Regions from separate parts of the Mus musculus genome. Here region 1 is linked to region 2. A link is a loop called in an ENCODE intact Hi-C map of the cell type or tissue named here. Cell type or tissue: heart. All regions are shown on one strand. Links, peaks and the distances in the headings refer to the core of each region. The heading gives the core; the rest is flanking DNA.

Region 1 (7,574 bases), core at 1,557-6,556, 360 kb before region 2:
GCAAAATGTCCTCTGGCCCCCACATATGTCACAAATACACACACATGCACATACACAGGTACACATGCACATGAGTGTACACACATGCATGCATATGCATGCACACACACAAATAAAAGTTTATTCATAACAATCATAAAAAGGATAGTTTTATATGACTGGAAATTAATTCAGTCATCATTTTAAATATTAGATTTCAATTGTGATTATGTCATGCAGACATTTGAGCAAAATCCATTGTGTTCTATTTGGGAGACGAGTGCATGAATTACGAAGGTTACTAAATCATACTAAACCATTTCCAGAGAAATATTTCAAGTATTTTCATTTCTAACCTTTAAAGTTGAAATTTAAATCCTTTTTCACCATCTCAGTAATATTTCTTGCTGCATTACTCTCAGAAGGCACATAAGCCAATTCATAGTCAAAGTTTTCATTAAGGAATTTAGGCAATGTCAAGAGAATAGGATTGAAAATCACATCACTTATAGATGTCTTCTTTGAAATTCTGCGTACAGTCAAAGTCCATACAAACAACAGAAATATCAAGATGATCTCCACCACTAAGCCAACCACATTCCGGCTCTGCAACAAAACACGGGGGCGGGGGGGGGCACGTTAGTGAACACATGAGCACATGCATGTGCGTGCTCCTGTGTGGAGCCATGGGTTAATTAACACAACAGAGACCTATATTATTCTCCTTTGTTCTACAATGAGAATGCCCTCCTCCCCGACTGTCTTCCTTATACTGCCTATGTTTCACTCTCCTACACCGATTCTGTTGACTCTCAGGCTGTTCTTCAGACTAAGCAGGGCTACCCCAGCCTTGGAACAAAAGAGAGAAAATCAACTATAATCCATGTAGTTAGTGAGCTGTTAGTTCTTCCTCTGGCTACACAGACTTCCCATCGAGCTCCCACAGACATCACCACTCACCTTTAGAAGGAAGTTTTTCCACAGGAGGACTGAAAACTGCTTCATCTGTAGTGAATCCATCTTACCAGGAAGGATGGAAGGTTGATGCTTAAGAAATGAAGATGTAACACACTTAAGGTCACCTGCCAAAATATTAAGTGTCATCAATAAAAAAGATTATTGCTTCATTTTTCCACACCTCTACTTTATAAATGGAAAGGTAACTAAAAAAAATAAATATTCTGAATTAGGTACCTGACTGCTCCTTTATACCTTCATATCAATTTATTAAAACCTTAGAGAATAGAGACGTAAGAGTGAGCAGACTACAGGTCCGTTTTCACAACAAAGATATGAAATATAAATGGAGAGTGTTAGTACTTGGGAAGCGTCTACGTGTCTCACAAACTACAGGGTTAGACACCTGTTTGATGTCTGCTCACACCGTGTTCTGTACTTTAAGCCTGTTCACAACACACCCCTTTCATCATAGTCATCGATAGTATGACATAAAAACTATGAGCCTGGGATATGAGCTCAGATCTCAATTCTTCAACATGCTGCATGCATATAATTCAGAGCAAACTAGTTAACCCACAGCTACTTATCATCTCTAAGTCAGGCAATGCTAGTCCTTACCTTACAGGGTTTCCCCTATTGGGGTCAGCTGCTACTATGCAGAGGACACTAAGGACATCACATTTTAGTCATTGTGATAAAATCCTATATAGCATCAAAATCACCAGCATGTTATTTTTTTTTTCAGGACTATCAATCACATTGAACAATTATGGGCCAATGGTTTTGACCATAAGAAACAAAAGAGAACCCTGTATTCACAGACCGAAAGACCAACCACCTTCCCAGCAGAAGCGCCCCAAAGTTGGTCTTCAGCTCAAAACCCAGCGGCCTTGAACAGGATGGTCCTAGGAATGCTGGATGGAGAAACTGTGGGGAAGGAATCAAGTTGGCAGGCCCACGATTCCTGATATCAACACTTTCTGTTTGTCAATCAGCATCAGCATAGATCAAAACTGAGAAAAGCACAGGCAGAGTCTGGAAACGCTCCATGCACCAGGGTTGACAGACATCACACTAGCTCACTCACCGGGGGAAGAACACGACTGTCACCAACTGTGCTCAACTAACTATCTCAGTGCAGAGGTGCGAAACTGGGTTTGAACCTCGTGTTGTGTGCCGTTCAGTGGCAAAATGGTCAGCGACAGGAGCCGGGGTTGGGGGAGTGGTGGCCTAAACAACAGACTCAGAATAAACAGAAGTCATGAGTCATCTCTTAACTATGCATGAGAGTTGAAGGAAGGAAGCGTTGCCAAATCAGATCCTGAACATAGAGAGCAGCCCTTACAATGCAACAAAAGACACACCAAATAAATAAGGGGCTAAATACAGTCCTAGTAAACAAATAAAAACGAGTCCTAAACAGACATTTCCACAAAGAAACAGATAGCCAAAGGCCTCATTAAAAGTTCCCCACTTTAGCACCCAGAACAAATGAGAACTAAATGTTCACTGGGCTTCAACTTCCCGTGCTATACACTAACATTCTATATCAAGGACAAAATAGAAAATAGCATGTGCCGAGAGAGGAGAAAACTGGAACCTTTGCCCACTGGTGGCACATGGGGCAGAGCGTATTGGGAAGTAGACTGGCAGCTTACTTCTCACAAAGCCAAATGTCCAATGTCTGTATAATCCTTCAGTTTCACTTCTAGAAAATAGAAATATGTCCATCCCTGTCTCCCCTCCCCCACCCCAAAGTATAGGGCCAGTGAGATGGTTTAGCAGGTAAGGATGCTTCCTTAAGGTGGATGAGCTGAGTCTGATTGCTGGACTCACGTGGTGGTGGGAGAGGAGTGACTCCCACATGCTGCCTCTGACCTCCACACACGTGCACACACATTAAATAAACAAATGTAAAATAAAACATATAAAAAATGTTCGCAAAGTCATCGTAACCCCAAGGTCCATTCAACTGATTAACAATATGGGACAAGGCAATTCCCCACCACGGAGTCTCGTTTGCCCATATAAGGAATGATGTAGGTAGGGTACCTGCTACAACAGGCAGGGACCTTGAAAGCAGTATGCTAAGCAAAGCGTATATGATTCCACTCATATGAATTGTCCAGACTTCACTAATCCAGGCACACAAAAAGAGCAGCAGTTGCCAGGGGCTGTAGGGAGTAGGCAGTGGAGAGCGACTGCTTAATAAGTGCAGGGTTTATTTGGGGAGTGATGAAATGTTCTGGAACTAGTACAGACATTGAGTGTGGTAAGGGACACTCAAAAATATGGTTAATCTTATGTTGTGTGGAACTGTAATGTTTTAAGCCTGTGAGATTAATAAAGAATTACTTTCTCATTGAAGAGGAGACACAGAAGTCAAGTGATTTGCCTCAAGTCAGGTTAAGACCAGAGTTGATCCTGGGTCCCCGAATTCCTCCTTCTAGCCCCTCAACTGTAAACAGTGTCCATATCAAAATAGAGTCGTGCTAGATGGGATGGCACATGCTGTTAATCCCAGAACTACGGAGGCTGGGGACAGAGGACTGCCATGCATTTGAGGGTAACTTGGACTATATAATGAGCCCAAGGTCAGCCAGGTCTTAAAAATAATAAAGGGGCAGGGAGGGGAGGGAAGAGAAGAGAAGGGGTCATAATCAAACTAGCCAAGCCATAAGTTGGGAAGTTAAGAGGGTAACACAGGCACACAATGTCTATCATAAAACTACCCCCAGGAAAGCCTAAGGGCCCTTTTCTTCTGTTTGCTTTCTGAGGCAGGGTCTTGTAGCCTGTTTGCCCTCAAGCTCCTGCCTCAGCCTCCACAATGCATGGGTCACTTACATATGCTCCGCACACTGCCTCTTGCTACGGAAGTCAACTCCTGCAACAAATCCCTGTCAGCCCCAAGCTCAATTTCAAAACCCAGGGCGGTATACTTCCGCCCTTAGAAGTGTCCCACCTCAACCGTCTTTGAGACTGATGTGCCTTGTATCCACAGCATGCACAGCCCAGATGTCCAGATGTTAACTCTTTAGACTAGCAGTTCTCAAAGACCCTTTCCCAGAGGTCACCTAAGACCACTGGGAAACACGTATGTTTACATTATGATTCATAACAGTAGCAAAACTATAGTTGTGAAGTAGCAACAATTTTATGGTTGGGGGTCGTCACAACATGAGGAACTGTATTAAAGGGTCGCAGCATTAGGAAGGTTGAGAACCACTGCTTTAGACAGCCAGTCCTCTCTTTTAGGCTGGCAACACACATACACAATGAAATTCGTTCCTAAGTCCCTGTGGGTGGATGTGGAGGACCCACATCGGACTCCTGGGGCGTCTAAGGGCAGCTGCAGAGCAGGTCCATCCCTGACACACACCTCTCGGACTACACAACAGCCACGGCCACCATCACAGCCACGAGGGGACGCTCGTCGCCCGGGCACCGCTCCTCTCAACGCTCTAGCCAACCGCCTGGCGGCGCAGATCCGATCCGGGTGCGCGATGGGAACCAGGCGCGCGCTGGAAGGAGCCGCCTGAGTGTAGCCCCTGTGCACTCTGGAGCCTTTTCCACTCTACTGAGTTTGGCTCACTCCTTTAGAAACAGAGATTCTCGTAGTAAAGCCAGCAAGACGGTTGAAGCGATAGCAGAACTCAGAGGTCCAGATAAAAACTTTCGTACATTTCCAATCTTTTTGTGTACGTATGTGCTTAGAAGCTGTCTTAGAGTCCGTCCATCCACAGCAAAAGAGAAGCTCCGCTATTCTAACTTCTATTTAATTTTTGATATTGTTCACTGTTGTTCTCCTTTGGTTAATTTTTATCTTTTTATTTTTTATCTTTTAATTTTTGCTGTTTTAATATTTCTCTTGAGCATTGGCTTACCTACTCTGTGTGTCCAGTAAGCCTTGCTGACTCGATATTGCTGCAGCCTGGGGACTGGACTGTTTTGCTGCACTCTCACCTTTAGTGTGTTGGTATCAGTCTAGGGAGCAGCAAGTGACATGACCCACTTCTTTCTAGATCTGTAGGGGGCAGCAGAAAATTTCCCCAGGCAGAGATACTGCTTCAGGGAAGGCGGGGAAGAGACGCAGCAGCTTCCCCTACATTACTACTGAGTTTATTAATAGTAGTCTTTCTCGAAAGTCATTACTACACTTAATAATAGTTGTATTGTTTTAATAGTAATAAAAATTAAAGCTGGCTCTGGTGGTGTACACCTGTTGTCCTAGCATTTGGGAAGTCAAGGCCAAGCCTTGACTACATAGGAATTTTGAAGCCGGGGGTGGCCTAGGTGAGACCCTGTCTCAACAAAACAAAACAAAACAAAACAAAACAAAACAAAACGGGCAGCCGAGATGACTCTGCTGTTGGAGCTCTTCTAGAGGACCCTAGTTCACTTCATAGTATCCATGTAGGGTGGCTTACACCTGTAACCTCCAGTTCCAGGAGATCTGATGCCCTCTTCTGGCTTCCTTGGAAATGTGCACACATGACACACACATACACACACACACACACACACACACACACACACACACACACACACATGCCCCAAATGAAACCTAACTGCTGCGGACTCCCAGGATGACCTTGGACAAACCCTGGAGCTAACAAGAGCATCTGCATACCTCGGTGACTGTTGATGTAGTCAAACGAGATAGGCTGTTCCTGCTATGAGTATTTGCAGCCCTAGTTTTCTTTGCTCCTTCCTGACACCTTACCACTCTGGGGCAGAATAGTCTATTTTCTTTGAGTTCCCGGAAGCACTTTCTCCAATTACTGGTCAAGGTTAGGCGTCACTACTCCATCAATAGTAGAACATTAGGCATCACTGCCTAGAGTCCTGCTTTTAAATACAATATGAACTCCTTGGGGAAAACAAATACACAGACTGCATTTTGGCTCTTTACATGATGGAAGCCATTACCCTTGTCTGAGACTTCAAGGTGAAGGTTGTTTTGTTTAACCTGGGTCAACTTTACGTTTAACGCAACAGTTAAGGACTAGGGGTGGTGTGGGAAGGAGATTGGGAATAGAAGAAACTCCAGAAATAGACAAAATTAAAACTATAACAAAACCCTCCAAGCCCCTTCTCATCTGCCTTTCTCACAATACTACCCCCAGGGGATCTGGTGTGGAAGAGCAAGGTGGAACCAGAAAGTCCTCTACACACACACACACACACACACACACACACACACACACACACACACAAACACACACACACACAGCGTGCCCAGGAATGTCAGTTGGCTAATTACAGGAATGGGAACAGCTGACTCAAGAATCATCACTCCCAGCCTGCCGCCTTGATTCCAATCTTAGGGAGAAAGCCCTGGAATCCAAGGAGTTGGGGTGGGCGGCAGGGGCGCGGCCCGAGGGGCGGCAGGGGCGGCGATGCTCCGCCCCAGGAGGCCCGCCCAACACTGCTACTCAGGCAGTCCGCTCATTTAGGGCTCAGCTCCTGGAACGTGGAGTGTGTTTCAGCCCGGGTTCGAAGGCAGGCGGCGAGATGAAGCGGGCGCCAGCGTTCCTGAGCGCAGAGGAGGTGCAGGATCACCTTCGCAGCTCCAGCCTTCTCATCCCACCCCTGGAGGCCGCACTGGCCAACTTCTCCAAAGGTCCCGACGGAGGGGTCATGCAGCCAGTGCGCACCGTGGTGCCTGTAGCCAAGCACCGAGGGTGAGTGTAAGGGACCAGAAGGGGATGGGAGAAAGGGGAAAGAAAGGCGCGAAGGGACGCTGAGGAAAGCGATAGGAGAAGGGAGGAGAGGGCTTGTTGATCTCTGCTAATAACAGCTGCTACTTAAGGGGCACTAACCCACCGGGCTTCTACCAAGAAAGCGCTTTTCAGGTGCCACCTGCTGTAATTCAACTCCCTGTCCTTGGAAAGGGAGGTACCAGGGCTGTTGCTCTGCTAGTTGAAAACTGAGAGGTAGAGCGATTTGCGGAAGCTTACAGAGCCAAGAAGTGGCTGAGCTGTGTGATGGCTTTCTGGTCCAGAGCCAGACCGTGAGTCCAGCCTCAGGGAAGGGCAGAAGGGCAGAGGAATGAGCGCAAACGGAATGGCGTGCCAGCACAGCATTAATGGAGGAGGGAAGATGAACGGGACTTCATTGAACACTCAGCATTGACTGGAAGGAGTTGAAATTGCGCTCTCTCTCTCTCTCTCTCTCTCTCTCTCTCTCTCTCTCTCTCTCTCTCTCTCAGCTTCCTGGGAGTCATGCCTGCCTACAGTGCTGCTGAGGATGCGCTCACCACCAAGTTAGTCACCTTCTATGAGGGCCACAGCAACACAGCGGTCCCCTCCCATCAGGCATCGGTGCTTCTCTTTGATCCCAGCAATGGCTCCCTGCTGGCGGTGAGCAGTCTCTTCTCCTCTGGGGCAGAGAGGGTAGAGGAAGCCTCCCCTGGAATAGAGAGTGTTCCTTGGGCCCAGAATTAAGCCTAGACGCTAGTGAGAAGTAATATGATTGCAAGCGACCAGACAGGAGACATCAATGGTGATCCGTGACAGCACCTGTTTCTAGGGCCGCTTGTGCCTATAGCGGTGGCGAGTGTGTGGCTGTAGAAGTAACGATCCTGTTGTTCATGCTTATGGTCTTGTAACACGCTCAGATACACCAAGTGCGCA
Region 2 (7,574 bases), core at 957-5,956:
TACAAGATGATAAAACCCTATTTTCAACTAAAACGATTGGCAAAAAAAAATTTTATACAGTTACCAGATGAGCTTAATTGCACGTGGAATGGAATTCTACCAAGGAAGTATGCTAAAAAGTCCAGAGGGATAGAGAAGAATCACTTTAATTCTGGCCTCTCCTAGTGAATCCTCAAAGCAGATTGCTAAATTGGCTCTAGAAGTCATCCCTCTAGGCCTGGGTTTTGACCCAAATTATAAAAGAAAAAAAGTATATAATTGGATAAATTTATCTATATATGAGAAGAAGCTGCTGTATGTCAAGGTAGTGTCAGGAAGAATAAAGGTCAAGTCATTAGAAATACAATTGGCCAGTGGATACTTACATGAATTAGGACTTTAAATTACAAGATTTCCATGCTTTAAAAAGCAAGCTAGAAGCACATTATTTTTTTTTGAGACAGGGTTTCTCTGTGTAGCCCTGGCTATCCTGGAACTCATTCTTGTAGACCAAGCTGGCCTCAAACTCAGATCTGGCTGCCTTGGCCTTTGCTGGGATTAAAGGCGTGCGCTGCCACCACCACCCAACCTAGAAGCACTGACAAAGGGACACCATATTTCATCCGTAAAAGCAGTTGGCTTCGCATTAGAACAGGCAACAGATATATACCAGCCACTGAAGAATATCTAGCCAAGAAGCTTCTGAAAAATAGCCCGGCATGGTGGCACACGCCTTTGATCCTAGCACTTGGGAGGCAAAGGCAGGCAGATTTCTGAGTTCGAGGCCAGCCTGGTCTACAGAGTGAGTTCCAGGACAGCCAGGGCTATACAGAGAAACCCTGTCTCGAAAAAAAAAACAAAAAACAAAAACAACAACAACAAAAAAAGAGAAGAAGCTTCTGAAAAGCTGAATGCCCAATCTAAATGGTACTCCAGAAAATAGTAGTTGAACATCTGAAATTGTTCTTTAATGCATCACAGTGGCAGAGAATTGAGGCAATGCTGGCAAACAGAAATATCTTTCTGTAATTAAAAGAACCATTAACGTGCATTAATACAGTAGCTTTTCTCTTAGAAGCTGTGTAAAGACATAACTGCAGCTTCAGAGTCAGCAAAGTAGAAGTCAACAAAGTTTTAGAAATTATGAGTTATATTACTTACTATATTATTCAGCTATTTAAAAAGATCTGAATAATGACAGAAAAAACTTAACCTTGTAAAATATTGGCAGTCATTGATTCTGGGTAGTTAAGTGTGTCTTTTTATTTTCCAAATTTACACTGACTTTCCTATTTATTTTATAAGAGGTCATTTTCAGAGAGTCAAGGAAATAAACAAATGTAGCTTAGTGTTCTGAACAATCCCAATATAGGGACAGGAATTCGAAACCAAATTGGGTTCTGTAAAAACCTCTTGAGTTGCCCTTTCCTTAAGACTGCTCCTTGGGCAGCTGTCTTGGCAGCTCAGCATTGGCTGCCTAGAAGGGTGTGGGAGGAACAATGTGCAAACGCACGTATGAATGGAATGTGTGTTTTGCAAGAGGCCAAGTTGGCAGCTTTGGTTTCCAAAAGGTGGGAGCATCAGCTGGAAGAACACAGTGTGCAGAATCTTCGGAGGCTTTTGCGGGCCAGGTCCATTTCTTCAGTTTTGCAGTTGGGGCCTGGGGGAAACCCTCATCCATTCTGAAGGAAATGGAGTGCCTTAGGTTCAGAGTGCCTTGATGGCTTCTTGGAACAGTTTGCAAAATCCCCTAATGTTTGCCACTTATGTGCTCTTAAGTTGGACTTTTTCTAACAACCATGAAGTAGGTTCTGAGCTCCCATTTTAAGCAGGGTCTCATAGGAAAATAGCATTTTTACTGCTGTTCTTGACATGTTCCACAAATGGAACTTTGAAGTCTCATACTTATTAAAAGTAGGTATTTCCTCATCTTATACAGCTATGGAAATGAACTCAGAATGACCCAAACACACAGCAACAGAACCAAAGTTCTAACCCAGGCCTGTCTATGTCCAGGAGAGGCACTGTCTATTTGGACCGGAGCCTCAAGGGGTAGATACTAATTGAACCCAAGCTGGAAAAGAAACTCAAGTTAGCCCAAGTTTCCTCCAGTGGAGGACTCCAGGAAAATGTGTGTCAATTTCACATCAAACCTTTGTTCTACTTAGGGTCCAACTTATAGAGAGGCTACATACATTTAAGGGTTAAACACTATCTAAGTGCCCAACTTTAAAGTTTCAGAACTATTTCTTTTCTCTCCTAACTATAATAATGCTGAACTTTTTTTTTTAAAGTAAAAACCAGGGCATCACTATGTAGCCTTGTGGCCTGGCTTTCAGACTCAGATCCACCTGTCCCTGCCTCCAGAGTACATGCATCACCAAGCTTGCTTGGGTTTTCTTGTTTTGTTTTTAGTTCTTAACCTCAGATATCAAAGCCTTTTGTAAAATATGATTTACCTGTCATACTATTCAGAAATACTGTTAACATCCTGGCATATAGCATTCCAGGCTGGGTTCTAATTGTATGCATAGCTTTGTATATTTACCCTACACATCAGGAATCAAAACTATATAGTACCCCTTCACATGCACAACTATGAACAACTAAGTGAAGTTATCTCCATGGTAAATTCTGAGAGCCCGATGAGGTGCTTTTGATCTCAGAAGGCAGAGACAGGTGGATCTCTTTGAGTTTGAGACCAGCATAGTGGACAGCCTGGTTAGCTACATAAAGTGAGACCCTGTCTCAAAAAGCCAAATAATAATAATTCTATGAGATACTAGCATCTGCTTGTGAATTAATAGTATTCAACTTATATTGAGCAAATAATTAAAACAGCTAGGATTTGAAGGGGGATGTGTGCACACTCATTCCTTTCTAATAACCCTATGGTATCTTCTACCCTACGCCCCGCTCCCCTTTTTTTAATACAAGTATCTTAACTACTCTCACTTTTTCAAGTGGAATTATAGGATCTGTGTATACAAAGCAAGGTTCTTGGTGTGTGTGTCTGAATTTACTTTCTCAGGATCAGTTAATATCTACAAGATTAGGAATTGTGGAGCCATGTCCCATCTTTCCAACACAGCATTACCTGTGAGAGTCACCTTAAAACTTAGCACTGTGAGTTTGAAGTTTCCAGTTTCCAAGTAGTGCCCTGTCCGATGGGGACACCTGCTGGTGAAGAGTGATGCTGCAGCTATATCCCAAGGAGGAGGAATTCCCAAACATGGGATTGAAAGCTAAGTCTCTTCCACTCTCTTTGCTTTTGCCAGATGTTTGTTCAGCCTATCTCCACCCCCTGGCCCCCTTTTCTAACAGATGCCAAGGAGTCAACAGTTTAGCCAGTTACTTACAGAAACTTGACAAACTGGCTGGATTTTCTTTTCTTGGCCTCAGTATATGTCATTTAATGGTAGTGCTACAGGAATCAATCAGTACCTGTGTAATAAACTCAGACACAAAATACTCATCCACCCCCACCCTCCCCCAGCATTACCACCACCACCACATCTAAGAGGAGGAAATGTTTTGAGTTTTAGGCATTTATTGGAATTTTGAACATGACAATATACTTTAGAGGGTATCCCAAAGCTATCTGAAAGAGGGAGAGGCTTGCCATCATTGCATGTGAAATGGCACTTGGAAAGTGCAGAGACTCACACTCTCACGCCTGGGGTATCACTTTCTTCTTCCTCTTTTATTTTCATCAGTCCTAGGCCAGGGTGCGACCCAAAAGCACTGCAATAAATAAAAACAAAGACATGCTGGGTTTTGTTTTTTTGCCTTTTGTTTTTTCAAGTCAATGTTTTCTCTGTGTGTAGCTTTGGCTACACAGTCACTCTGTAGACCAGGCTGGCCTCAAACTCATAGATATCCACCTGCTTCTGCCTCTTGCGTGATGTGATTAAAAGTGTGTGCCACTATCCCCTGGCTGAGGAAGTAAGTTTTTAAGTAGGCATGTGCCATACACCAAGAGGCAGCTTTTGTAAAGTTGCCTGCTGGAGAGGGCTCAGTGAAGAAGCCTGATTCATATCCTAGCTCTGCCACTTAACAGATCAGTGGCACCAAGGTTTAAAGAAGCATAGTAGTAACCAGCATTTACTGGGTTCTTTTGTAAAATCAAGTATGGACAGTTTTAAACACTTGTATCACTGGGCTGCTTTTAAGTTTTAAAAAGACAAGTATTCATTCCATCTTCCAAGGAAAGACTCAGATATAACTTGTTTAAATCATACAGTTGCAAATAAGAACCAGGTTTCAGTAATGAGAATCTGTCCTTAGAGTCCCTAGAAACTAGTGTTAGTCTTTTCAGTTTACTTAAAGCTTTGTTAGTACTACTTGAAAATCTTTCTATTGCTTCTTTAATGATGCATGTTATTGGAATAGTGCTTTGATACCTGTTAGTTCACGGTCACATTTTTATGAATATTCATAGGACTGGGTTAAGAGAACTAATGGAGCTTTTTGATACAAGACAGGCAGAAAATGAGTAAAACACAAATGGTTAACTAGCAAGTTAGTAAGTACTAAGTCTTTTATGCAGGTTTCTGGAGTCAGATCATTATGGTTGAAAGCCTGACTAGTTACACTTACTGAGTGACCTTGGTAAATTACTTAACAGAGGCATTACTGCAATGTTTGTGCTTAGTAAGAACATGAATAATTTAATTCTGACCCAGAGTCTATCTATGTAGCACAATACTTGCTTATTAAGGGTTTGACAGATCTCCATGTGTCAGCCAGTGAGTTTCCTGGATCCCTGCCCACCTGCACCACACCAAACCTTATGGGTGTAAACATACTGTGTCCTGGCTAACTTTGGTGAGTATCCTAAACACTTACCTACCTGCCCTGTTCCTAAGCCTGAGGCTCACTGTTAGTGACCCTATGTTCCTGCTTAGCTAAGACCTTGGCTCACCCAATTGGCTCGGCTTGTATAACAGCTATGCAACGCATTTACTGTTCCTGCTTACCACTGAATTGGAATTAACCCTGTTCATCCAATCCAAAATCAACATTTAGTATCTGAAGGATTGACTACCAACTCTTGATACTCAATCTGAAGCCAACCAAGCATGGGCAACAAAACCAAAACTTCCAATCAACAGAGGTGGGCTAGAATCAGACATATAACCCACAAAATTGTTCTCCATGACCAAGTCACATTGCAAAAACATAAATATTAAAGGCTAAGAGATTATATCCCCCTATAAACCCAGGAGTCCTGTATAAATATTCTCTAATAAAAACTACCTAGTGTTAAATTTAAAAGAAAATCATAAGCACCATCAGAAACCAGTAAACAACTCAGTGAACTTAAAGACGATCAGAATAAATCCAAGATAATACTGAATGTGACTGAATGAAATGACAAGACAGTTCAAGATCTGAAAGCTAAATTCAGTAAAAGGTAGCAATAATGAAACTGGAAAACTCAATAATGTAATTTTAACTCTCGGGAAAGCCTTACCAGCAGCGTGGATCAAGAAGAGAGACTATGACTTGAAGATAAAGTAGAAGAATTAAGGGTGGAGAGATGCTCAGTGGTTCTGAGCATTCACTGCTCTTGCAGAGGGCACAAGTTCAGTTCTTAGTTGCCAGCTATAACTCTAGCTCCAGAGGATCTGCTGCACTCACACTCGTGTGGCACACATACACACATATACAAATAATTAGACTACACATGTAAAGCATATGAAAAATTAACAAATCTACAAGAAAGGGATTTAAAGAACTGAGAAGGCCAAATCTAGCCAGATGTGGCACACACCTTTAATACCAACTGCCAGGGCTATGTAGACAGAACCTGTCTTCCTAAACCATAAAAAGACCAAATTTACAAATCACAGGCACAGATGAAGGACAGGAAGCCCAAGTTAATGACACAGACCAGAACTTTAACAAGATCATACAGGAAAACTCCCCCAAATTAAGGAGATATTACTCAAACTATTATTTGTAGCACAGTACTACTAGAATATCAGAATCTTGAAATACGTTTAACAGTGGCCCAAAGTCCTTATGTAGCTGAGGTTGGCCTTGAACTCCTTATTCCTCTGTCTCAACTTAATAGGTGCTAAGATTACAGGTATGCACTACTAAACCCAGCTTTTTTATGTTGAAGCAACCCAGTTTGAGCTGGCAGGAATGGCTCAATGGGCATGTGACAGCTGATCTGAGCACATGTATGTAGTCTCCAAAGATAAATGAATAAGACAACAAAGAAAACCTTAAGAAAGAATAGTTCAATAATTTTCTAACTACTCCAAAAGTCTCACTGTCTCTCTTCTCTGTGGCATGTGTGTATACACATGCACGCACACACACACTCACCTCAGAACTGTACTGTTTCAACATTAATTTTATAAGTATTTATCATATTTTATGTTTTGAAGGATCACTGACTTACTGCAAATCCCTCACTGGAGAATTTTGTTTTCATATGTTTTCATAATGTACTCCATGACTGGCTATCAACTCAGAATCAGTCTTTCAACTACTATGACCATCTTCCCAGCGAGCTTGGTCACTTGTTAAAAATATGTAATAGGAGGTAGGACCAGACTCACACAGCCTATTTCAGTATTTGTTAGGCTTAAAATTAGAAAGTTTAAAATTGTGCTTCAAAAGCAGAGGTAGCAATGAAGTGAAGAACAAGGAAGTCATGTTTATACTTCTAATCTGTGAAGAGGGTAGGCCTGATAACAGCTAAGCCTGGGCCCTGTGATAGGAAACCTTATCCTGTTGTCACTTTAGGTACCTATTTACCTCAGACAATGCACTGCATCAGAAGTACCAATACGTTCAAGCATACATGTGAAAAGGAATGTAATGTCTAGCTATGAGAACTATGATAAGAACCCATGCAAATCCTCATTATGCTTGGACACAATTCGACTAAAGGTATTTCCTTGGGGACAGCTAAATTCCAAGGGTCAGAATCATGAGGCCAACACATCAAATCTTACTTCTTGGTTCCTGGCATCAGGATGAGGCAGAAGGTGCCTGGGCTCAGGCTGTGGTAGAGCTTTTCAATCTTCCGGCTCCAACGCCAAGCTACTATCTTTGGGTGGTTCACCTTCCGAGTCTAGGACCAAAGTCATATATTGACATTTAGCCTCCTGTTCACCTTGATAAGAACTGTAGGACTTTCTCAGGTTCTAAAGCCGTAGGAAGCCCTGGAAAAAAAACTGTCTGAAACTGCAGTCCACTCTATAAACCTCAAGTGTTCAGGATCACTGTGGCAGAGGGCCACTGCTGTTGATTCTTTTAAGTGATCTTCCAAAAGGGCCCTAAGCTAGGGAGCCATACATTGATGAGGCTCCCTGCCTGGCCTTTGCCTTTAAGTGTCTTTGTGACTTGGGATGAATCCCTGACCAGCTCTAACTTCTGTCTCTCACCTGTAAAGTATGATGCTAGAGCAACGTTTCCCAAGTTTTAAGCAGCCTTCTATCTCTACACTTCTAAATATGCCTCTTTTATACATACATTTCCCTTAAAATGAGTCAATTTCTGCTTTTAATCTTGCCTGATCTCAGATCTGACAAGGTTGTACAGTTTAATGGAAGTCATAAACTACAGAAGTAGAT

What was found. Peaks named below come from ENCODE experiments on the same cell type or tissue, not always from the same donor. Only the 100,000 strongest peaks of a DNase experiment are listed, where the experiment ranks them.
Region 1: it touches region 2 in a loop (8-fold over the local background); 17 of 42 quality-filtered maps call a loop at or near these places.

What each region holds. Positions count from the first base shown.
Region 1 is chr7:120,200,804-120,208,377 of GRCm38, reverse strand. It overlaps Crym (crystallin, mu), which reads left to right and starts at 6,389. Exons shown (of 8, transcript NM_016669.2): 1 at 6,389-6,623; 2 at 7,151-7,301. The coding sequence starts at 6,454. It overlaps Abca14 (ATP-binding cassette, sub-family A (ABC1), member 14), which reads right to left and starts at 4,414. Exons shown (of 31, transcript NM_026458.4): 1 at 4,319-4,414; 2 at 940-1,061; 3 at 336-585. The coding sequence starts at 999. In heart, for the core only: a CTCF peak has its summit at 4,380 (motif pointing right); DNase peaks (open chromatin) are centred at 2,107 and 4,377; H3K4me3 peaks cover 338 bases; H3K27me3 peaks cover 1,458 bases.
Region 2 is chr7:119,844,881-119,852,454 of GRCm38, reverse strand. Rexo5 (RNA exonuclease 5) reads right to left here. Exons shown (of 20, transcript NM_001370778.1): 19 at 6,954-7,072; 20 at 3,512-3,723. The coding sequence ends at 3,642. Among named protein-coding and RNA genes, the nearest start is that of Dcun1d3, 47 kb to the left of the region's middle. In heart, for the core only: a CTCF peak has its summit at 3,156 (motif pointing left); a DNase peak (open chromatin) is centred at 1,534.